2 separate regions of the Homo sapiens genome follow, and region 1 is linked to region 2. A link is a loop called in an ENCODE intact Hi-C map of the cell type or tissue named here. Cell type or tissue: OCI-LY7. All regions are shown on one strand. Links, peaks and the distances in the headings refer to the core of each region. The heading gives the core; the rest is flanking DNA.

Region 1 (7,426 bases), core at 956-5,955, 55 kb after region 2:
ACAGCTTTCCTAATGAAGGCCCCTTAGTGTTCATTAATAAGGATCACAACAGCCTGCTCCAAAGAGGACACTGGTGATTTTGGCACTAAAAAAATCTGCAGCCATGGGCATGTACATCACCGCAGAGAGGAAGATTCTGCGACCTTCCCTCCACATCCTCCCAAGAAGCAGCCACTGTTGTGCGGCCTGGGATGGGGCTGCCTCCCAGCCCCAACTCTGCATCATCCCAACCCAGGCTCCGGGACCTCATCCTGTGTTGGCAACTCAGACCCTGAGCCACTTCCATGTGGACCAGCCCAGGCCCAAGCCCAGAGCTGCTGTCACTACAAGTGCACCCACACTCCAGAGACTGGCCTGAGGCTGCTCCGGAAATTACCTAGGACATAACATAAAAAGAGAATGTACAGCAACACAGTAGAGTGAATTGCAGAGAATAACCACACAGAGAGCATCTCTGGGAGGTGGCACACCTGAGAGACCTGAGAAATTCTGCGAAATGTGTCAAGGGTAATGAAACACATTAGTCTATGAGATCAAAAAAATGGAAACTTATCCAGGATAAACATCAAGACATGCATCATTATACAGATTGTAGTTAAAATGCAGAATCACATACAAAGTGAAAATCTCAAATGTATCAAGAAAATACTGGTTTCTTATACCAGAGAAACAGTAATAAAACACTTGGTGAACTGTTCATGGGACCAATAGAGGCAGAAGACAGTGAGATTACATATTTACATACTGGGTGGAAGGGACTCACCCAAGGATTCAATATCGAGTGAAGATATGCTTCAAAAATAAAGGTAAAGTAAAAACACTTCTTTATGAACAAAATGAAGAGAAATGATTACTTGCAGATATATTCTATAAGATATTCAAGAGGAAACTTTTCAGAATCACAGGAAATGACAGCAGATGGTAATCTGAATGCACAGAAATAAATGAAGATTTCAGAAACAGTAAAGAAAAGAGGAAGAAGCAAGGAAAAAACAAAAAAGTGTTTCCTTCAATTTATATGAAATTCTAGGCCAGGGGAAACCAAGCTATTGTGATGAGTATCTGAATTCCAGTTACCTTGACTGAAATTGGGGAGCAGCTGTTGCCTGGGAAGGTGCATGAGGGATGAATCTGGAGAATTTGAAATATTCTAGAGATTCATTGGGATGGAGAACATACAGAAAACTTAGTTGCATATTTAACATTTCAGTTGTTTACTGGGCGTGTGTATTACCTCAAGATAAAAAACTGAAAAAGCCAATTCTGGACTCAAACAAATACAAAAAAAGAAAGAAGAATTATCAGTTACTTATGGAATCTCAACCTTAGTAAGGAGAAGTGAAAAGTGCCCCTGGGAAGTGCTAAGAAACAGGAAATCTAAGAGAGGAGACGAAAGGGTCAGGGAATTTATCCTACTCATGCAGCATAGATTTTATCTCTGTTGGTTTCCCTCCAAACAGAGAAGACATTTAAGGAACTTTTCTCACAAGAGAGGCCCCTTCACCCTTCCCTTGACTCTTTCCACTCCACTGCACCCACCAGGTGATTTACATGTTGTCCCTTAGGGAGGACCTTCCCTTGTGAGTCTGAGATAAAAGCTTAGCTCTAACCTTGCCTTGACTGATCGGGACTCCTCAGTTCACCTTCTCACAATGAGGCTCCCTGCTCAGCTCCTGGGGCTGCTAATGCTATGGGTCCCTGGTAAGGATAGAAATAAGATGAGGTGGGAAAATGGGGTGGGAGGGTGAGATCTGGGGGCTCCACAGCTTCCTATATTTATTTCAAACGTGTTAGAGGCACATGGTCTATGCTCCAGGAAAGAGAATTCATATTCTTGCCTTATGAATAACCAGGATTCTCCAAGGAACTATGACCAGTGCTCTGGTTAAGATCTTGAAAATAGAGTTTCGTACTGGCTAGTAAATTGTGCATTCATTTTAGAAAGTCTACTTTTGATGATATAAATCTAAACTTGAAAAAATACGTAACTGTAAATGAATATCATAAGGGAAATCATGAAAGTTGCTCATAGTGTGTCTATATAACCTTACACTTCTTTCATGTTATTTCAGGGTCCAGTGGGGATATTATGATGACCCAAACTCCACTCTCCCTGCTCGTCACCCCTGGATAGCTGGCCTCCATCTCCTTCTGCAGGTCTAGTCACAGCCTTGTATACAGGGGGGAATAAACCTATTTGGTACCTGCAGAAGCCAGGCCAGTCTCTACAGCTCCTGATCTATTTGGTTTTGAACCGGGCCTCTGCAGTCCCAGACAGGCTCAGTGGCAGTGGGTCAGGCACTGATTTCACACTGAAAATCAGCCGGGTGGAGGCTGAAGATGTTGGGGTTTATCACTGCATGCAAGCTCTACAAACTCCTCCCACAGTGGTACAGCCCCCAAAAGAAACCTCCCTCCTGTGGCATCCCAGCTGCTCACATGCACTGCTTGTCTGGGGAGCAGCTCAGCAGGGTCTCTGGGTCTGCAGAACAGGAGGTTCTTGGAGAATTCAGGGCAGAGTTTGCTGCTGAGGACTATGGCCCATGAGAGACTCAGTTGCACCTCAGTCCCACATGTTAAGGCTCCATCAGTTGTCACATGTGGCCACGTGCTCTGGGAACAACCAGCTCTAATGAAGGGAGAGCGAATGAAAACTCATCCTCATCCTCCCTCTCTTGCCCACATTTTTCGAGTCCATTTATTTGGCAGAACAATCAGATCATGGAAGCAGGTTAGTGGTAACTCAAGTGAAATACATGTTAGAAACGACTGGTTTGGGAATAGTTTTACACATGATAACATTTGGTCATGCTGGGAAATTGCTATCTTCCCACTTTCCAAACTTTCTGTCTCCTTCACCACTCACATGAACCTGCCCTCCCTAGTATTATGATGGAGAAAGCATTGTACACCAGCTGTCAGGGAAGTATGGCTCAGAATAAATAGATAACCTATTTGATTTTTTTTCCACTTACGGATTTTTAAAATCCATGTCAAATGTAAGATAATAATACCAAAATAGTTTGACATGCCTCAGTTACCTTTTGCTGACAGAAAAATGGAGGTCTTGCAATTCCAAAAGTGGACTTTGAAAATAAACAACACAATTCAGATGTAAAACATAAAGTTTATGTGATGTACCACAGGAAAAATGTAGAATTACATGCGATTTTTATTTCCTTCTCAAATTCTTAGAATTTTAAAATTATTTTACAGACATAGTATTTTAGAGAAGAAATATTTAGTTCTATGCTGTCATAAGAAAATGATTTAAAAAATGAAAAAATGCATTATTTTTACATGACACTATTTTTTCCTGAAAATGTATTTGAATCGTCTCTTTTAATAGATTTCATTGACAATAGTGCACTAAATTTATCTGCTTTTTTAATTTGAGGGCTGCAGTGTGATAAATATCTATATACATTTTGCCATGCAACTTTAAAACCTAACAGAAATGCTTTCTGTTACAAAAGCAATAGTGCTTTCTCCACCATAATGCTAGAGCGGGCAGTTTCATGTGAGTGGTAAATGAGAGAGAAAGTTTCCAAACTAGGAAGATGGCAATTTCCCAATATGACCAAGTGCTAACATGTAGAAAACTATTTCCAAACGAGTCATTTCTAACATGTATTTCACTTGTGTTGCCACTAGTCTGCATCCATGATCCGATTTTTCTGCCAAATCCATTTGTATGACTCCGAGTAATGAGTGATGTCTGTTACCTGTGATAATACGGTGCAGAGACACATAAGACTGATTGAATTAATAGAACAAGATCCCGATGCAGGCTAAGGGCTTAAATTATACTTGAGATGATTTATTTTAAGATAATGGATTCGGCCGGGCGCGGTGGCTCACGCCTGTAATCCCAGCACTTTGGGAGGCCGAGGCGGGTGGATCATGAGGTCAGGAGATCGAGACCATCCTGGCTAACAAGGTGAAACCCCGTCCCTACTAAAAATACAAAAAATTAGCCGGGCGCAGTGGCGGGCGCCTGTAGTCCCAGCTACTCAGGAGGCTGAGGCAGGAGAATGGCGTGAACCCGGGAAGCGGAGCTTGCAGTGAGCCGAGATTGCACCACTGCAGTCCGCAGTCCGGCCTGGGCGACAGAGCGAGACTCCGTCTCAAAAAAAAAAAAAAAAAAAGATAATGGATTCCGTAGTAAGTACAATTAAAATTCCAATGTGTCATTTCTGTTATGTTTAAAAGTTGCATGGCAAAATGTATATAGATATTTATCAGGTCATAGCCCAGGTGGCATCTGCAAACCCGGAAGAAGGTCTTTACCAGAAAGCGAACCCTGCTGGACATTGATCTGGGCACCAAAAATGTGAAACATGAAAATTAAATTCTGTGGTTTATGTCATCCAGATCAGTGTTTTTGGTGTGGCAGCGCAAGCTGACTATCCACCTTCCCCACCCTCTGTGAGCAGGAGCAGCCTTAGGAGGCCCTCATGGAGGCGGGGACCCAGCTTTGCTCCTCTTCCTCCTGCTTTTCCAACTCTCTGGTGAGGAGGGAGAACTCAGGCTTCATCTGCAGTTCCTGTGCATTAAACATGAATGTTTCCTTCAGGATGAAGTTTTTAGCCCATTTTGCTTTCTCATCAGAATTTAATCGGACATGAAAGTTAAGGATTATGAAATGGGCAGATCATCCTGTATTGACCAGATGGGCCCTGGTCCAGGTGGGTCAATAAAAAGGCTTTGTTAAAATGTCTGCCTATCTCTATCTTATAAGGACATCACGATTGTCCTTATAAGATAGATAGGCAGACATTTAACAAAGACTGCAGAAGAGAAGGTGATTTGAAGACAGAGACAGAGATTGAAGTGACGTGGACACAGAATGCTCAGGAAGGAAAGAGAATCATTGCTTCCCTTTCTGCAGTTTGTTGGTAGGTGAGGTGGGCCCTGCAGAAAGATTAGCAAGCACAGAGGAAAAACTCACCACTTATTCCCACAGCTGTGTATATAGTTTTATAGGATTTCTAAACATTTTTTCCAAGGAAAAGTAAAGAACAATAACTCAAATATTTGGAAACAGGGTCAGCTTAGACAGGTCTAGAACACGGTCTGAAGGTACAACATATGAACAACCCTGTTTCTTCCAGTGCCGGAGAGATGAATTCTCAGAAGCAGAAGATACACATTCATGAAGCCTTCATTCCCTGAGCTGTCTGTGTTCCAGAATATTTATCTGTGAATATATTCTCCAGTGAGTGACAATTTACAGTTAGTGAGATAATGCAGACAGCTTCAACCCCCGGTGCCTTGCAGCCAGGAATCCAGTCACAGGACCTGCAGCTTCACGAAGGGATGCTCAGTGGGTGGCTTGCATGCAAAGATAAACTCTCCCCTTTAACAAAAAGAACCTTCATTGTGCCCCAAGTGGGGAACAGGCCTCTGTGTTACTCAACCTCATCCATGGTAGTGTTGGTTTGGAAAATATGGACTAATGCCGTCTGTAGAACAAAGTCTACAGAATTAGAAACAGTGACATAGAAATGAGCTAAAGATGGCCTGTGGGTCCTGGCCCCCATGTTGTTTATTTCAAAACTGTGTTTACTTCTTTTTTTTTTGAGACGGAGTCTCACTCTGTCAACCAGGCTGGAGTGCAATGGCGTGATCTTGGCTCAATGCAACCTCCGCCTCACGGGTTCAAGCAATTCTCCTGCCTCAGCCTCCCGAGTAGCTGGGACTACAGGCACGTGCCACCATGCCAAGCTAATTTTTGTATTTTTAGTAGAGACGCGGTTTCACCATGTTGGTCAGGCTGGTCTCCAACTCCTGACCTTGTGATCCGCACACCTTGGCCTCCCAAAGTGCTGGGATTACAGGCGTGAGCCACCGGGCCCGGCCAAAACTGTGTTTACTTCCTAATGGCCTGTTCCAAACTCAAATTTTACAATGCAATTATTTTAACAACAGCCCAAAGAAGAATACTTTTAGCCTTTTAGAAAATACTTACTTTGCATGTCCAGAAAATTTCAACCACATCTACTCGCAGTAAGATAAACCCCAGTTATGAAAACCTTAAACCAGAAACTCCCCACTGTGCTGCTGTGAGGCGTCCCCTAGACACACAGCCCCTTGTCCAGTGTCCCATCGTTTCGAGAAGCAAGCCTGGCAGCTTATTCTCTGCACAGATTCCTGCTGGGAGGGGCTTCTCTCTGCAAACCTGACAAAACGTCACCCAATAAAGTCATGTGTGCGACTGCCCCCCTGTGGCCATCTCTTTTTCCTTGATGAGCCCGCAAGTCATTCCAATCCCGTACAAATCGGATCACAGTGTCCACCCCAAACACTGACTCCAGGGTCATGAACACAAACAGTTCCACTTCTAAGACTCTTGCCAAGTCTTACGAATAATGCAGTTGCTCCCAGTTTTATGGACCCCAAACTAACCGCATCAGGAAAAGGAGACACAGCCATAATAAACCCCACCTGTATAAGTCCTCCCTCATTCAGGTGACCATGGTTCATGTTAGAGACACTCAGAGGCAGAGGCCTGCCGCACACCTAGATCCGAATGGAGGTGGTTGTGACACCTTCTGATCTGTGTCCACTGTGGAGTGACCAGCTTTGTCTGCTGTTGTGAAAGCCTTGGCATAATGTGTCAACAGATAAGAAAGGGAGGTTTCTAATCAGAATTAGTAATATTATCCTTTAAGTCTATAGGTAATAAAGAGTAATTTCAAAGCTCTTTTCTGACTAAAAAAGATTTCTACAAAATTTCACAATTTATATTTATGTACAGCAACAGATCATGAGATTTTTAAAAATCACAATGGTAACCTTCTTAACGATGTATTACTAAGTTTCATAGGAAATAGCAAGACTATCTTAAATTCAAGCTTCTTAAGGAATACTTTGCAAAAACAACATTTTCAAGAATTGACCTTTAGTAAAAGAAAACCTGACAAATTTTTTTATTGTTAGTCACTTCCCTGCAATTCAAGTTTGTTTTTAATTATAGATAGAACTGATTCCTCATTTAATACCCTTTCAGAATAATTATTTAAAACTTACAATATGATGCACCATCTCGTTCTACTTTAGTTAGGCTGATTGTGTTTTCTTTTTCTTTTCCTTCAGCCTCTGATGTTTCTATTGTTCACTAGTATGATTATTTAGGAGTCTCACTTTTTGAAGAATAAGAAGCAGGTTTGAATTGGTTAATAACATAAGAAAAAGTCAAGTGCACAAAAGTTACGAAATTTAATGAGAAAAGAGTAAATAAAATTGACATAGTTTTCTACAGTTTACTGTGAGCCTTTAATCAAATTTCTTAAGCACAATTTGATCTCCTTAACCCCCATTATTGCAATGGTGTTAAACATTGAAAGGTCTATAATATTATTTTTATTCAATTATCTTTTCCAATCTTGGAAAAAAGGTTATTTTGGTAGATTTCTCAGAAGAT
Region 2 (7,426 bases), core at 1,473-6,472:
TTGGGCAGTATGGCCATTTTCACGATATTGATTCTTCCTATCCATGAGCATGGAATGTTTTTCCATTTGTTTGTGTCCTCTCTTATTTCCTTGAGCAGTGGTGTGTAGTTCTCCTTGAAGAGGTCCTTCTCATCCCTTGTAAGTTCTATTCCTAGGCATTTTATTCTCTTTGAAGCAATTGTGATTGGGAGTTCACTCAGGATTTGGCTATTACTGGTTTATAGGAATACTTGTGATTTTTGCACGTGGATTTTTTATTCTGAGACTTCACTGAAGTTGTTTATCAGCTTAAGGAGATTTGGGGCTGAGACAGTGGGGTTTTCTAAGTATACAATCATGTCATCTGCAAACAGAGACAACTTGACTTCCTCTTTTCCAAATTGAATACCCTTTATTTCTTTCTCTTGACTGATTGCCCTGGCCAGAACTTCCAATACTATGTTGAATAGGAGTGGTGAGAGGGCATCCTTGTCTTGTGCCAGTTTTCAAAGGGAATGCTTCCAGCTTTTGCCCATTCAGTATGATATTGGCTGTCAGTTTGTCATAAATAGCTCTTATTATTTTGAGATACATCCCATCAATACCTAGTTTATTGAGATTTTTTAGCACGAAGGGGTGTTGAATTTTATTGAAGGCCTTTTCTGCATCTATTGAGATAATCATGTGGTTTTTGTCATTGGTTCTGTTTATATGATGGATTACATTTATTGATTTTCGTATGTTGAACCAGCCTTGCATCCCAGGAAAGAAGCCAGTTTGATCATGGTGGATAAGCTTTTTAATGTGCTGCTAGATTCAATTTGCCAGTATTTTATTGAGGATTTTCGCATTGATGTTCATCAGGGATATTGGCCTGAAATTTTCTTTCTTTGTGTGTCTTTGCCAGGTTTTGGTGTCAGGATGATGCTGGCCTCACAAAATGAGTTAGGGAGGAGTCCATCTTTTTCTATTTTTTGGAATAGTTTCAGAAGGAATGATATCAGCTCCTCTTTGTGCCTCTGCTAGAATTCGGCTGTGAATCCATCTGGTCCTGGGCTCTTTTTGGTTGGTAGGCGATTAATTACTGCCTCAATTTCAGAACTTGTTATTGTCCTATTCAGGGATTCGACTTCCTTCTGGTTTAGTCTTGGGAGGGTGTATGTGTCCAGGTATTTGCCCATTTCTTCTAGATTTTCTAGTTTATTTGCATAGAGGTGTTTATAGTATCCTCTGATGCTAGTTGGTATTTCTGTGGGGTCGGTGGTGATATCCACTTTATCGTTTTTTATTGTGTCTATTTGATTCTTCTCTCTTTTCTTCTTTATTAGTCTGGCTAGTGGTCTATCTAATTTGTTAATCTTTTCCAAAAGACAGCTCGTGGATTCATCGATTTTTTGAAGGTTTTTTTGTGTCTCTATATCCTTCAGCTCTGCTCTGATCTTGGTTATTTTTTGTCTTCTGCTAGCTTTTGAATTTGTTTGCTCTTGCTTCGCTAGTTCTTTTAATTGTGATATTAGGGTGTTGATTTTAGATCTTCCCTGCTTTCTCTTATGGGCCTTTAGTGCTGTAAATTTCCCTCTGAACATTGCTTTAGCTGTGTCCCAGAGATTGTGGTACATTGTGTCTTTGTTCTCATTGGTTTCAAATAACTTATTTATTTCTGCCTTATTTTCGTTATTTACCCAGTAAATAAATTCAGGAACAGGTTGTTCAGTTTCCATGTAGTTGTGCATTTTTGAGTGAGTTTCTTAATCCTGAGTTCGAATTTGATTGCACTGTGGTCTGAGAGACTGTTTGTTATGATTTCCCTTCATTTGCATTTGCTGAGGAGTGTTTTACTTCCAATTATGTGGTCAATTTTAGAATAAGTGAGTGCTATGTGGTGCTCAGAAGAATGTATATTCTGTTGATTTGGGATGGAGAGTTCTGTAGATGTCTGTTAGGTCTGCTTGTTCCAGAACTGAGTTCCAGTCCTGAATATCCTTGTTAATTTTCTGTCTCATTGATCAGTCTAATATTGACAGTGGGGTATTAAAGTCTCCCATTATTATTGTGTGGGAGTCTAAGTCTCTTTGTAGTCCAGAAGAACTTGCTTTATGAATCTGGGTGTGCCTGTATTAGGCACATATATATTTAGGATAGTTAACTCTTCTTGTTGAATTAATCCCTTTACCATTATGTAAAGCCCTCTTTGTCTCTTTTGATCTTTCTTGGTTTAAAGTGTGTTTTATCAGAGACTAGGATTGCAACCCCTGCTTTTTTTTTTTTTGCTTTCCATTTGCTTGGTAAATCTTCCTTCATCCTATTATTTTGAGCCTATCTGTGTCTTTGCACGTGAGATGGGTCTCCTGAATACAGCACACCGATGGGTCTTGACTCTTTATCCAATTTGCCAGTATGTGTCTTTTAATTGCGGCATTTAGCCCATTTACATTTAAGGTTAATATTGTTATGTGTGAATTTGATCCTGTCATTATGATGCTAGCTGGTTATTTTGACTGCTAGTTGATGCAGTTTCTTCCTAGCATTGATGGTCTCTACATTTTGGTATGGTTTTGCAGTGGCTGGTACTGGTTTTTCCTTCCCATGTTTAGTGCTTCCTTCAGGAGATCTTGTAAGGCAGGCATGGTGGTGACAAAAATCTCTCAGCATTTGCTTGTCTGTAAAGAAATTTATTTCTCCTTCACTTACGAAGCTTTGTTTGGCTGGATATGAAATTCTGGGTTGAAAATTCTTTTCTTTAAGAATGTTGAATATTGGCCCCTTCTCTCTTCTGAGTTGTAGGGTTTCTGCAGAGAGATCTGCTCTTAGTCTGATGGGCTGCCCTTTGTGGATAACCCAACCTTTCTCTCTGGCTGCTCTTAGCATTTTTTCCTTCATTTCACCCTTGCTGAATCTGACAATTATGTGTCTTGGGGTTTGCTCTTCTCAAGGAGTATCTTGGTGGTGTTCTCTGTATTTCCTGAATTTGAATGTTGGCTTCTCTTGCTAGGTTGGGGAGGTTCTCCTGCATGATATCCTGAAGAGTGTTTTCCAACTTGGTTCCATTTTCCCTGTCATTTTCACATACACCAATCAAACGTAGCTTGGTCTTTTCACATAGTCCCATATTTCCTTGAGGCTTTGCTCATTTCTTTTAATTCTTTTTTCTCTAATCTCGTCTTCATGCTTTATTTCATTAAGTTGATCTTCAATCTCTGATATCCTTTCTTCTGCCTGATGGACTTGTCTGTTGATACTTGTGTATTCTTCATGAAGTTCTCATGCTGTGTTTTTCAGCTCCATTAGGTCATTTATGTTCTTCTCTGAACTGGTTATTCTAGTTAGCAGTTCCTGTAACCTTTTATCAAGGTCTTTAGCTTCCTTGCATTAGGTTAGAACATGCTCCTTTAGCTCAGAGGAGTTATTACCCATCTGCTGAAGCCTACTTCTGTCAGTTGGTCAAACTCATTCTCTGTGCAGTTTTGTTCCCTTTCTGGTGAGGAGTTGTGATCCTCTGGAGGAGAAGAGGTGTTCTGGCTTTTCAGCCTTTTTGCACTGTTTTTTCCTCATCTTCGTCAATTTGTCTACCTTTGATCTTTGATGTTGGTGATCTTCGGATAGGGTTTTTGTGTGGATGTTTTTTTTTGTTGTTGTTGATGCTATTCCTTTCTGTTTGTTAGTTTTCCTCCTAACAGTCAGACCCCTCTGCTGCAGCTCTACTGGAGTTTGCTGGAGGTCCACTCCAGACTCTGTATCACCGGCAGATATCACCAGTGGAGTATCACCAGTGGAGACTACAGAACAGCAAAGATGGATGCCTGTTCCTTGCTCTGGAAGCTTCATCCCAGAGCAGCACCTGCCAGATGCCAGCTGGAGCTCTCCTGTATGAGGTGTCTGTCGATGCCTGCTGGGAGGTTTCTCCAGTCAGGAGGGACAGGGGTCAGGGACCTGCTTGAGGAGGCAGTCTGTCCCTTAGCAGGGCTCGGGCGTTGTGCTGGGAGATATGCTGCTTTCTTCAGAGCCACAGGCAGAACGTTTTGTAAGTCTGCTGAAACTGCGCCCACAGCTGCCCCTTCCCCCAGGTGCTCTGTCCCAGGCAGATGGGGTTTTATCTATAAACCCCTGACTCGGACTGTAGCCTTTTTTTCAGAGATGTCCTGCCCAGAGAGGAAGAATCTAGAGAGGCAGTCTGGCCTCAGTGGCTTTGCTGAGCTGTGGTGGGCTTTGCCCAGTTAGAACTTCCTGGAGGGTTTGTTTACACTATGAGGGGAAAACCGCCTATTCATGCCTCAGTAATGGCGGATGCCCTACCCCCACCAAGCTTCAGTGTCCCTGGTTGACTTCAGACTGTTGTGCTGGCAGCGAGAATTTCAAGCCAGTGGATCTTAGCTTGCTGGTCTCCATGGGGGTGGGATCCCCTGAGCTAAAAACCACTTGGCTCCCTAGCTTCAGCCCCATTTTCAGGGGAATGAACAGTTCTGTCACTCTGGCATTCCAGGCGCCACTAGGGTATGGAAAAAAACTCCTACAGCTAGCTCGGAGTCTGCCCAAAAAGCTGCCCAGTTTTGTGCTTGAAACCCAGGGCCCTGGTGGTGTAGGCACCCGAGGGAATCTCCTGGTCGTGAGTTGTGAAGACCATAGGAAAAGTGTATCTGGGCCAGAATGCACCATTCCTCACAGCACAGTCCCTCTCGGCTTCCCTTGGCTAAGGGAGGGAGTTCCCCAACACTTTGTGCTTCCCTGGTGAGGTGACGCCCCACCCTGCTTCGGCTCACCCTCTGTGGGCTGCACCCGCTGTCTAACCAGTCCCAGTGAGATGAGCCAGGTATCTCAGTTGGAAATGCGGAAATCACCCACCTTCTGCGTTGATCTCGCTGGGAGCTGCAGACCAGAGCGGTTCCTATTTGGCCATCTTGCCAGCCACCCATCATTTAGGTTTTTAAAGTGTTTATTTATTTAAATGCAGTGACCAAGTGCAAAAGGAAGTGGCTACAAAACCTAGGAAACCATTTTTAAAAGTCAGGGGAGAGCTCTGGGTTGATATTGACACCAAAGAATATGCAGGAGGTGGTGTGACAGCCCCACATGCCACCAGCCTCTGTGCAGCCAGAAGCCTAGGACAGGAGGGCAGGTGCACTGCGCTGCTGGCTGGAGTGAGTGTTTACTCCCAAACTGCTTGTTGACTCCAGGAAGCACCCTGCACACTAGTGCTTTAGTGTCTCCCTGTACCAACTTGGCCATTTCTGCCTTCCTCATCTGCTATGCAGGGGTAACATGTGTTTCTCAGACCTATTAGGAAGATTTAAAGTGGCATCACATGTCATGCACCTGACACAGGGTCTTACCTGTTTTATGCAGCTTCTGTCAGCCTGCAGTCCTGGAAGACAAGCGTCTCTCCAAATCCACTGCTCCCAATTATCCGTCCAACAAAAGCAATGCAGGACATCATAGTAACATTGGCCTCACATGGGTGTGCATGGCAGTAATGGAGTCCTCAGAGTTCTCCTCCTGATTCTTGCCCAAGGGGAGCACACTGCAGCAGGGATTGAGCAGGGTGTCCAGAGCCCTGGGTGTTGTTGGCACAGTGCTCCTGTTCTTTTAGTAGGTAATTTCAGGCATGTTGGCTTCCCTTGATTACCTTTTACCTGATATAGTCCTGCTCAAAATGCATCAGTGTCATCTACCATAAGCCAGGCATAATTCCATGGGACAGGATGTGGCCCTCTGCTGTCTTGGAGGACATGGTTGGCTAGGAGTAGAGAGACACAGACCCAGAAACCAACACAAGACAGAGCAAGGTCCATGTTCTGATGGGAGCCCAGGTGCTGTGGGAACAGGGAGGAAGAGCACAGGGTCTGCTGGGAGTGGGGAGACTCACACTGATAACACACACCAGACAGAGTGAGTGCATGTGCTGATGGGAGCCCAGGTGCTATGGGGGCACAGAGAAGGGTATGCTTAAGATGAGAGGGAGAGTTAGGGACCAGTAATTCTTTTGTAGATAGAAAGTCTTTTGGACTTGGTGTAACATTTTGATGCATCAGAGAGAAGCATTCCAGGGCAAGGTGAGGCATATACACCCAGGGATGGGGTTTAGACCATGTGGGACGTACTCAGGGGTGAGTATCTGAGCTGGAGTAAGGGACCTGGGGCAGGCAGATGTTGGGACATAAGAAAGTGGGGTTTAAGGAGGAAGAGTTTGGATCTGCTGGTCCAAAGTGTTTGGGCCAAGCTCAGGAAAAAGGATGGCAGCACCCCACTTTTCTTTATTTACTTTTTCATTCATCTGCTTGTTCCTTCAGCAAACATTTATTCATTATTTGCTATGTGACAAGCACTAACCTGGGTGCTGAGGAAAGAAAGATGAATAAGACAGGGTTTCCTTCCTCAGGGAAATCATAGTCTGGTGGAGAAGATAAATAACAATGGAGTGTGACTCAGATAGCAATTTGCTGCTGCTCCAAGAACAGTTATGCAGGTGATTGGTTATGCTTGGAGATAGAGGATCTAAGACAGGCTTTTAAAAATGTGCCTTTTGAGCTGAATTTGAAGGATAAGTGGAGTAGGAGCTTGCCAGAGGGACCTCAGAAGCCATCCAGGGACAGCTGACAACAGGACAAAGCCCAGAAGTGTCACTGAGAGGAGCACGCTGGGGACACAGTGACGTCTGGTTTGAGTGGATCCTAGGTGGGAAGGGTAACTAGGAAGAAAAGACTGGAGAGATGGGATGGAATAAAGCTGGGGGTTTTTCATCCTAAAAGCACTGTGACAGTGGTGGAGATGTTTAAGCTGGGAGGTTAGGAAGGTAATAGCAGGATGGAGAGAGCTGGAGAGGCCCTGGGAAGATGTGAGGAAGACGTGTTATGAGACCTTTTGTGGTCCAGAGGAAGGATCAGGAGGAAATGAGTAGGGTGGGCTCACTAAGGCTGGCTGGTGATTGAGTGAGAGTGTGGGTAACTCCAATGTTTTGGGCTTGAGAGGCTGGAGCCAATCCCAAGACAGAACAGTCAGGAGAAGTAGATTTCAGGAGGAAGATGATGGGCATATTCTGAATATGCGTGAGATTACCGCAGGACACCTGAGGTGCTTTCCCCCACCCCATCCCCACCTTGACATCCTTCCGAAGCTCTTGATCCCTTCAGTGCTGGCCTGGCCCCTCCACTGTCATCTCTCAACCTGAGCAGCTTGCAGCCCCTTGAACTGCCAGGCTGTGTTCTGCATCTTGCTGTTTCCAAGTGGAACAGCTTTTCCCTTGTCTCAACTTTTGTCTGGCCTGCTGCTGCAGATCCTTCCGGGCTCACTCAGATGGAAGGCTTTGCATAAGGCTTTCCTGGCACTCTTGACCACCACCAGGGAGGGCTCATCCAGATCTGTCTGCAGCCGTGTGCTCATCCCACCTGATTGTGGTGGTGTGTGTTCGTGACACCTCCTCCACTGCTGTGACGCCTGTCCTGCAGGGCAGGTG

The links. Peaks named below come from ENCODE experiments on the same cell type or tissue, not always from the same donor. Only the 100,000 strongest peaks of a DNase experiment are listed, where the experiment ranks them.
Region 1: it touches region 2 in a loop (1.9-fold over the local background); 6 of 110 quality-filtered maps call a loop at or near these places.

The regions. Positions count from the first base shown.
Region 1 is chr22:16,916,400-16,923,825 of GRCh38, reverse strand. It overlaps the pseudogene IGKV2OR22-3. Among named protein-coding and RNA genes, the nearest start is that of GAB4, 88 kb to the left of the region's middle. RefSeq lists a silencer at 6,119-6,168. In OCI-LY7, for the core only: a CTCF peak has its summit at 3,623; DNase peaks (open chromatin) are centred at 1,555 and 2,395; H3K4me3 peaks cover 1,937 bases; H3K27ac peaks cover 1,808 bases.
Region 2 is chr22:16,972,171-16,979,596 of GRCh38, reverse strand. All of the region lies in intron 3 of GAB4 (GRB2 associated binding protein family member 4), which reads left to right. Among named protein-coding and RNA genes, the nearest start is that of GAB4, 32 kb to the left of the region's middle. In OCI-LY7, for the core only: no CTCF peak of the experiment used is centred there; a DNase peak (open chromatin) is centred at 4,216; H3K4me3 peaks cover 786 bases.